Linked DNA regions of Homo sapiens: region 2 is linked to region 1. Evidence: read pairs that join two places in POLR2A ChIA-PET (ENCODE). Cell type or tissue: GM12878. All regions are shown on one strand. Each heading gives the region's core, and the rest is flanking DNA. Links, peaks and the distances in the headings are about the cores only. Region 1 overlaps PRKCD (protein kinase C delta). Region 2 overlaps NEK4 (NIMA related kinase 4).

The links. ChIA-PET counts read pairs that join two places held together with the same protein. Peaks named below come from ENCODE experiments on the same cell type or tissue, not always from the same donor. Only the 100,000 strongest peaks of a DNase experiment are listed, where the experiment ranks them.
Region 2: POLR2A ChIA-PET joins it to region 1 with 6 read pairs; 2 of 35 experiments call an interaction of 5 or more read pairs at or near these places.

Annotation. Positions count from the first base shown.
Region 1 is chr3:53,188,138-53,192,526 of GRCh38, forward strand. PRKCD (protein kinase C delta) reads left to right here. Exons shown (of 19, transcript NM_006254.4): 16 at 583-721; 17 at 921-1,109; 18 at 1,736-1,864; 19 at 3,971-4,389. The coding sequence ends at 4,129. Among named protein-coding and RNA genes, the nearest start is that of PRKCD, 29 kb to the left of the region's middle. RefSeq lists enhancers at 86-205, 346-425, 2,832-2,961, 3,909-4,168. In GM12878, for the core only: no CTCF peak of the experiment used is centred there; a DNase peak (open chromatin) is centred at 2,761; H3K4me3 peaks cover 290 bases; H3K27ac peaks cover 3,056 bases.
Region 2 is chr3:52,728,967-52,733,355 of GRCh38, forward strand. The region is part of intron 15 of NEK4 (NIMA related kinase 4); the gene reads right to left. It also overlaps the pseudogene LOC100301990. Among named protein-coding and RNA genes, the nearest start is that of SPCS1, 25 kb to the left of the region's middle. RefSeq lists an enhancer at 2,599-3,798. In GM12878, for the core only: no CTCF peak of the experiment used is centred there; a DNase peak (open chromatin) is centred at 1,868.

The DNA.
Region 1 (4,389 bases), core at 266-4,265:
AGATCATGCCACTGCACTCCAGCCTGTGTGACAGAATGAGACTGTGTCTCAAAAAAAAAAAAAAAAAAAAAAAAAAAGGTGGGAGCGAGCTGCATGCTGCCATATGCTTGTCCACGCCTAGAATTGCTCTAAGGAGAGCCTCATGATTGAGCTCAGTGGAAGGTAGACTTTGTACTGTTTGCCATTTCTAGTTCCCATATGCATTAAGTATATACTCAAATGACTAATTACTAAATATAGACATGGTCTCTGCCTGTGGGAAGTAGACAAACCTGAACCTGGGGGTCACTTCTGCTGCTGACTGCTAGGGGACCCTGGGCGAGTGACATCACCTGTTTGAGCCCCATTTGGGCTTCAGGAAGTAGGGCAGTGTATGCCCAGCGTTTAGCACACAGTAGGGGACTTGCAAGAAGCACCTGTTTTTAGGATCTCTTTCTCCTTCTGCTTCCTTTTCTGTTTCTCATTCCCTTGTACCCTTGGGGACAGTCCTGGACTAATACGGCTGAAAATTAGGACATGGGGGGCAGGGTTGGAAGGAGAAGAAATGTCCCCTGCTGACTCTTACCTGTCCCCTGTCCTTAGGGACCTCAAACTGGACAATGTGCTGCTGGACCGGGATGGCCACATCAAGATTGCCGACTTTGGGATGTGCAAAGAGAACATATTCGGGGAGAGCCGGGCCAGCACCTTCTGCGGCACCCCTGACTATATCGCCCCTGAGGTGAGCCGATACCCTTCCAGCCCCCCGCTCAGTCAGGCACCTTGCCTCCCCACGGTGGGCCAGGGAAGGATTCCCAAGGGCAGTGATGTCCAAGCCAAAGCCCATAGGCTGAGGCGGCCTGGCTAGGCTTCGTGCCCAGGGGCCCCTCTCAGCCTCAGCACCTCAGCTCCTGCTGACCTGCTGCTCTCCCCACCGCCAGATCCTACAGGGCCTGAAGTACACATTCTCTGTGGACTGGTGGTCTTTCGGGGTCCTTCTGTACGAGATGCTCATTGGCCAGTCCCCCTTCCATGGTGATGATGAGGATGAACTCTTCGAGTCCATCCGTGTGGACACGCCACATTATCCCCGCTGGATCACCAAGGAGTCCAAGGACATCCTGGAGAAGGTGGAGGCCCTGGGCTGGGCTGGGCTGGTCTGGGCTGGGCTGGGGCAGGGGCTGGCAGACACTGGGCTTTGGGTGAGGAGCTTCCTGTCTCTGGAATGGCAGCCTCAGTGGTGCTGCAGTCCTAACATACGGGGTATTGCTCTCTCACCATGTTCCCAGGAACTCCTGTCTGAGTCCTGTGCATAGAATCAGCCTGACATGGTGACTAAGGGCCCAGGGTCAGGAGACAGACCCGAGGCCAAATGCTGGCTCTGCCTGGGACTAGCTGGTCACTTAACCTCTCAGAGTTTGTCTCCTTATCTGTAAAATGGGGCTATGAGCAGACTTGACTCACAGAGTTGTTGGGAAGAAAATAGAAACATATGATGCTCAGCTGTGGGCCAGGCAGATAGTAAATAATAAAAAGTTCCACCAGCAGAGTCGCAGATGTCCAGCCCAGAGCCTGTCATCTCCGGGGGAGCTGGGAGCACTGCAGGCCAGAGTGGCCTCCCTCAGCCCCACCGTTCCCCAGGCTGACTGGGGCTGGGGCAAGCCTGGCTTTGCATCCCTGGGCCTGCTGGGGATTTGCTGAAGCTCCAATTTCCCATGGCCCTTGGGTGCTAACCAGGGTCCCTGCTGGGTTGCAGCTCTTTGAAAGGGAACCAACCAAGAGGCTGGGAGTGACCGGAAACATCAAAATCCACCCCTTCTTCAAGACCATAAACTGGACTCTGCTGGAAAAGCGGAGGTTGGAGCCACCTTTCAGGCCCAAAGTGGTATGTGATCCTGCCCTGTGCTGCCTTCAGGCTGAGCTACTCCTCTCCTGCCCTCCCTCTCTCCTGCATCATTCACACGCTTTCCACCTCTCCCTTCTTCCAGCAATCTCCATAGCATGTTCAGTCACAGCCGCTGCCCTTGTATTCTCATCCTCTCCCTCCTGACTCAGTCATTCAGCACACACTGGGGACTGTGGATCCCACTGTATGCAGAGGACCCTGTTTTGGGAAATAGAGTTAAGACCTCACTTTATCGCTCCATTCAATCCATTTTCCAATACATATGGGGAATCCTGAGTCCCTGTTGAATGCAGAGCACAGTGCTGGGCTGCACAGCAAAGTGGGAGATGCAGTCCCAGAACCGGAGGAGCTCTCAGCTAGTTGGAGAGATAAGAAACTTGCACACCTATGACAATTTGTGATACGAGATGACAGTATAAGAGATGCCCCAGGACACATGATCCGTTGCTATTGAGTGGGTCTGTCAGCAGGAACCCAGGTGGCAGAGAAGAGGGTGGGTCTGAGAGGCCCCGTTGGAAGAAGTGAGACAAGGGACAGCTGGGAGGCATTCCAGGTGGAAGAGGGGCTGGTTCACTCACAGGCCCAGAATCTACAGGGCTACCAAGGAACCAGCCTGAGAGCAGAGGCAGGTGGGGCCACTAAGAAATTTGGGGCTGTGTGGCCCCTCTGTGACCACAGTTCTTCCTTCCCACTCCCCTTCTGTCCTTTGATTCCCCTCCTCCACCAGGGCACACAGTTCCCACTGGGCAGCCTGTGTAATGCGCCCCACATTTGTGCTTTGAGGCTACAGAGCACTTCCCCTACACCAGGGACCTCAAACTCAGACGTGTCCTGGCTGAGCATGTAACTGACAGGCTAGGCCAGCTGCAAGAAAATCACACAGCCTGCTTTCAGTCTCACTTTTGATAGATTTCCTTCTCCGCACTAAGAAACACAAAGCAGGTGTGATGTACCCCTTGTCAGTGGGGCAGGGGCTGTCCAGGGGGCTCTTAGCACCAAGAGTGGGCAGGAAGTGGGCCCAGGGCTGCTTTAATCTGCCAGTTTTCAAAAGAAGCTGGAAATCTGGATTTTTAGGTTGCATTGCTCAATTTTAAAATATAAGTTCAGGCCGGGCACAGTGGCCCACACCAGCACTTTGGGAGGCTGAGGCAGGCAGATCACCTGAGGTCAGGAGTTCGAGACCAGCCTGGCCAACATGGTGAAACCCCGTCTCTACTACAAAAAATACAAAAAAAATTAGCCGGGTACGGTGGTGCACACCTGTAATCCCAGCTACTCAGGAGGCTGAGGCAGGAGAATCGCTTGAACCCAGGAGGTGGAGGTTGCAGTGAGCCGAGATCGTGCCACTGCACTCCAGCCTGGGCAAGAGAGTGAGACTCCATCTCTAAATGAATAAATAAATAAAAATAAATAAATAAAATATAGGTTCAAATTCCATTAAAACCCAGTACAAGCCGAAATGATTGTACTTGCCAGTTCAGTTTGGCTGAAGGGCCACCAGCTTGCGGTCTTTCTATATTACCATCCCATCATATCCTCAGGAGCAGAGAATCAGCAAATTTCTCCTGTAAACAGCCTGATAGTATATATTTTAGGCTTTTCAGGCTTGATGGTCTCAAAGCAGGCATAGACAGTATGTCAACAAATGGGCATGGTTGTGTATTACAAAAGCTTTATTTATGGAAAGTGAAATTTGAATTTCACCTAATTTTCATGTCATGAAATATTTTTCTTTTGATTTTTTTTCCAACCATTTAAAAATGTGAAAGCCATTCTTAGCTTGTGGTCCCCACAAAAACAGGTGGTAAGTGAGCCTCCCTGGGCTGTGATTCGGTGGTCTCTGAGCAAGAGGCTACCACCTCTCCTAACCCAGGCCCAGAGCTCCCTGGTCACTTTCCTCATCCTCTTGGGGAAATGGCAGCCTCCTTCCCATGGGGCTCCTTTCAGGCTGCTAGGGGAGGCTCTGTCTTCTGTTCTGGGTGAGGACAGCTCTGGCCTGGCCCAGCCCTGCAGGGACTCCAGCCTGGGGTGTCTGGAGGGCCATTCCCTAGGTCCTGTTCGCTCACCCCTGCCCTCTGCTTGTAGAAGTCACCCAGAGACTACAGTAACTTTGACCAGGAGTTCCTGAACGAGAAGGCGCGCCTCTCCTACAGCGACAAGAACCTCATCGACTCCATGGACCAGTCTGCATTCGCTGGCTTCTCCTTTGTGAACCCCAAATTCGAGCACCTCCTGGAAGATTGAGGTTCCTGGACAGATCAGGCTAGCCCTGCCCTCCACCCACACCTGCCCGCTCCCCACGATAAGCACCAGTGGGACTGTGGTGACTTCTGCTGCTGGCCCCGCCCCTGCCCCCAGAGCGTCCTTGGCTGCCGTCTGGCCGGGCTCTCATGGTACTTCCTCTGTGAACTGTGTGTGAATCTGCTTTTCCTCTGCCTTCGGAGGGAAATTGTAAATCCTGTGTTTCATTACTTGAATGTAGTTATCTATTGAAAATATATATT
Region 2 (4,389 bases), core at 307-4,306, 460 kb before region 1:
TCTGCTCTCGAACTGTGATTTCTGTTGTTTAAGATGTTTATCAAGACAATATGTGCACAGCTGAACATAGACCCTTATCAGTAGTTCTGATTTTGCCTTTGTCCTGTTTCCTCAGAAGCATGTGATATTTGTTCTGCCTTTTGCCCTTTGAAGCATGTGATCTTTGTGACCTACTCCCTGCTTGTACACCCCCTCCCCTTTTGAAATCCTTAATAAAAACTTGCTGGTTTTAAGGCTCAGGTGGGCATCACGGTCCTACTGATATGTGATGTCACCCCCAGAGGCCCAGTACAAAAATTCCTCTCTTTGTACTCTTTCTCTTTATTTCTCAGCTGGCCGACATTTATGGAAAATAGAAAGAACCTACGTTGAAATATTGGGGGTGGGTTCCCCCAATACTGCACTCCAGCCTGGGGGATGGAGCGAAAGCCTGTTTCAAATATTTTAAATTAAAAAAAAAGGGCGGGCACGGTGGCTCACACCTGTAATCCTAGCACTTTGGAAGGCCAAGGTGGGTGGATCACCTGAGGTCAGGAGTTCAAGACCAGACTGGCCAACATGGTGAAACCCCATCTCTACTAAAATACAAAAATTAGCCAGGCATGATGGCAGTTGCCTGTAATCCCAGCTACTTGGGAGGCTGAGATGGGAGAATCGCTTGAACCCGGGAGACGGTGGTTGCAGTGAGCCGAGATCATGCCACTGCACTCTAGCCTGGGCGGCTGAGCAAGACTCTGTGTCTCAAAAAAAAAAAAAAGATTGCTTCACTTGACTAGCCAAAAAAAAAAAAAAGACTCAAATTACCAAAATAAGAAATTAAAATGGATACATTACTACCAGCTCTACAGAAATAAAAAGAATTGGGTGGGCATGGTGGCTCATGCCTGTAATCCCAACACTTTGGGAAGCCGAGGTAGGTGGATCACGAGGTCAGGAGATCAAGACCTCCTGGCCAACACGGTGAAACCCCATCTCTACTAAAAATGCAAAAATTAGCTGGGTGTGGTGGCGTGTGCCTGTAATCCCAGCTACTCGGGAGCCTGAGGCAGGAGAATCCCTTGAAACCGGGAGGCAGAGATTGCAGCAAGCTGAAATTGCGCCATGGCACTCTAGCTTGGTGACAGAGCGAGACTCTATCTCAAAAATAAATAAATAAAATAAAAAAGAATTGTAAGAGAACTATGAACAATTGTATGCCAACAAGTTGCATAAACCTAGATGAAATGGACACATTCCTAGAAACATAAAACCTACTGAGACTGAATCACAAAGAAATAGAAAATCTGAATAGACCCATAACTAGTGTAAGGAGAATGAATCAATCATCAACAAACTCCCAAAAAGGAAAGTTCCTAGACCTGATGGCTTTGCTGGTGATTCTACCACACTTTGGAGAGGAAATGATGCCAATCCTTCTCAAACTTTTCCAGAGAGTTGAGGAGGAAGGGGTAATTCCTGGTTCATTTTATGAGGCTGACGACAATGCCCTGGTGCTGGGGCCAGACAGGGACACTACAGGAAAAGAGAAATGCATATGAATATCCCTTATGAACATTCATTCGAAAATCTTTAACAAAATCCAGATGATTAAAGTATTTTTTCACCTCTGTTCATGAGAGATATTGATCTGATATTTTTTCACGTAGTGTCCTTGTTGAGTCTTGATGTCAGAGTTGTGCTGGTTTTGTGGATAAGGTGGGAAGTATCCCCTCTTAAAGTATTCTGGAAGACTTTATGCAGGATTGGTGTTCTTTCTTTCTTAGATGGTTGGAAGAATTCACCAGTAAAGCATCTGAGCATGGAGCTTTCTTTGTGGGCCAGTTTAACATTTTATGTCTCAGCTTTGTGCAAATGCTTAGGATAGTCAAACTCAGAGAGACAGAAAGTAGATGGGTGGTTGCCAGGGGCTGGTGGGGGCAGGAAATGGGGAACTATTGTTAAATGGGTGTAGAGTTTCAGTTTTGCAACATGAAAAAAGTTCTGATGATAGATGGTGGTGAATGTTGTACAACAATGTGAATGTACTTAATACCACTGAACTGTATGCTTTAAAATGGCTAAAATGGTATATTTTATCTCCATTTTATTACAATTTAAAAAAATGTATATATTGTTGAGCCTATAACATATAGAAATGTAATATATTTGCCAATAACAAAACAAAGGAGGTAAGTGGGAGCAAAGCTGTATTAGGCTACGGAAATGACTCCACATGGAAAGTTGAATCCAAAGGAACAAATAAAGAGATCCAGAAATGATAGAGTTACAACAACAAAATTTACAAACATACTTTTCTTTCTTCTCTCAATTTCTTTAAGACAGCTGGCTTCTTTGTGGAAATTGACAAACAAATTCTAAAATTCATATGTAATTGCAAGGGACCCAGAATAACCAAAACAATCTTGAGAAAGAATAATAGTGGAGGACTCATCCTTCCTGATTTCAAACCTTACTCCAAAGTAACAGTAAGCAAAGTGTGGTAGTGGCATAAGGATAGATATATAGATCAGCGGAATAGAAATGAGAGTCCAGAAATAAGCCCATGTGTCTCTAGTCAACTGATTTTTAACAAGGTGAGAAAATAGTCTTTGCAACACATGGTGACGGGACAACAGGAGAGCCACATACATAATGAAGTTGGAGCTTTACTTCATCATGCCATACGCAAGAATTAACTCAAAATGTGTCCAATGAGACCTGGAAGTGGATCACGTGGAGTGAAGGTCATGCCGCAGCACACACAGGAGTCTTGCCATGTTGCCCAGGCCCGTCTCAAACTTCTGAGTTCAGGCAATCTGCCCACCTCGTCCTCCGAAAGTATGGTTTAGCTGTGTCTCCACCCAAATCTCATCTTGAATTGTATCTCCCATAATCCCCACGTGTCGTGGGAGGGACCCGGCGGGAGGTAAGTGAATCATGGGGACGGGTTTTCCCATGCGGTTCTCATGATAGTGAGTAAGTCTCACGAGATCTGACGGTTTTATGAAGGGCAGTCCCCCTGCACACACTCTCTTGCCTGCTGCCACGTAAGACGTGTCTTGCTTCCCCTTCACCATCTGCTATGATTGTTAAGGCCTCCCCAGCCATATGGAACCATGAGTCAATTAATCCTCTTTTCTTTATAAACTACCCAATCTCAAGTATGTCTTTATTAGCAGTGTGAGAACAGACTAACACATGCTGGGATTACAGGCATGAGCCACCCAGCGCCCAGCCTCACAGATTGATTTCTTTTTTTTTCTTTTTGAGACACAGTCTCTCTCAGTTGCCCAGGCTGAGTGCAGTGGCGCGATCTTGGCTCACTGCAAGCTCCGCCTCCTGGGTTCATGCCATTCTCCTGCCTCAGCCTCCCAAGTAGTTGGGACTACAGATGCCCGCCACTGCGCCCGGCTAATTTTTTTGTATTTTTAGTAGAGACGGGGTTTCACCGTGTTAAGTCAGGATGGTCTCAATCTCCTGACCTCATGATCCGCCCATCTCGGCCTCCCAAGGTGTTGGGATTACAGGCGTGAGCCACCACACCCGGCCACAGATTGATTTCTTATGAGTCAGGCTGTGTGATGAAGAAGCCCAGAAGAGAAAGAAGCGGAAAGAAAAGGAATCAGGAAAGACTCTTACTCAGCGTCACTTGACATTCATGGATGTGGCTACAGAATTCTCTCAGGAGGAGTGGAAATAACTGGACCCTGCACAGAGGGCTTTATACAGGGAAGTGATGTAGGAGAACTACAGGAACCTGGTCTTTCTGGGAATCTGTCTTCCTGACCTGAGCATTATCTCCATGTTGGAGACAAAGCGAGAGCTCTGGACTCTGCAGGGTGAAGATAGCAAACAATCCAGATGGCAGGGAATGCATCAAAGGTGTGAACACAGGGAGAAGCTGTACATTGGGAAGTAATACAGAAAATGAGCCTATTAAAAATCAACTTGGATTAACCTTCAGTCACATCTGCCTGAATTGCAGCTATTTTAAGCTGGAAGGAAAATTTATGGAAGTAATCAAATTGAAAAGTTTACAAACCATAGTTCCTCAGTTCCACCACTTCAAAAAAATTCTTCTAGTGTTAAATAAATACAGAAATGATTTCATTGATTTCCCATCACTCCCACAAGACGACAAAGCACACATTAGAGGAAAAATCTTATGGACGTAGTTAAGATGGCAAAGTTTTTAGAGTGTCTGCAAGTCTTACTAATCATCAAGTAATCCATACTGCAGATAAACTTTACAAATGCAGTAATGTGGCAAGGTCTTTAGTTGCAATCCACACCTTGCAGATCACTGGAGAATTCATACTGGACAGAAGCCTTACAAACGTAGTGACTGTCACAAGGTGTTTAACAGCAATTCAAACCTTGCACAACATCAAAGAATTCATCCTGGAGAGA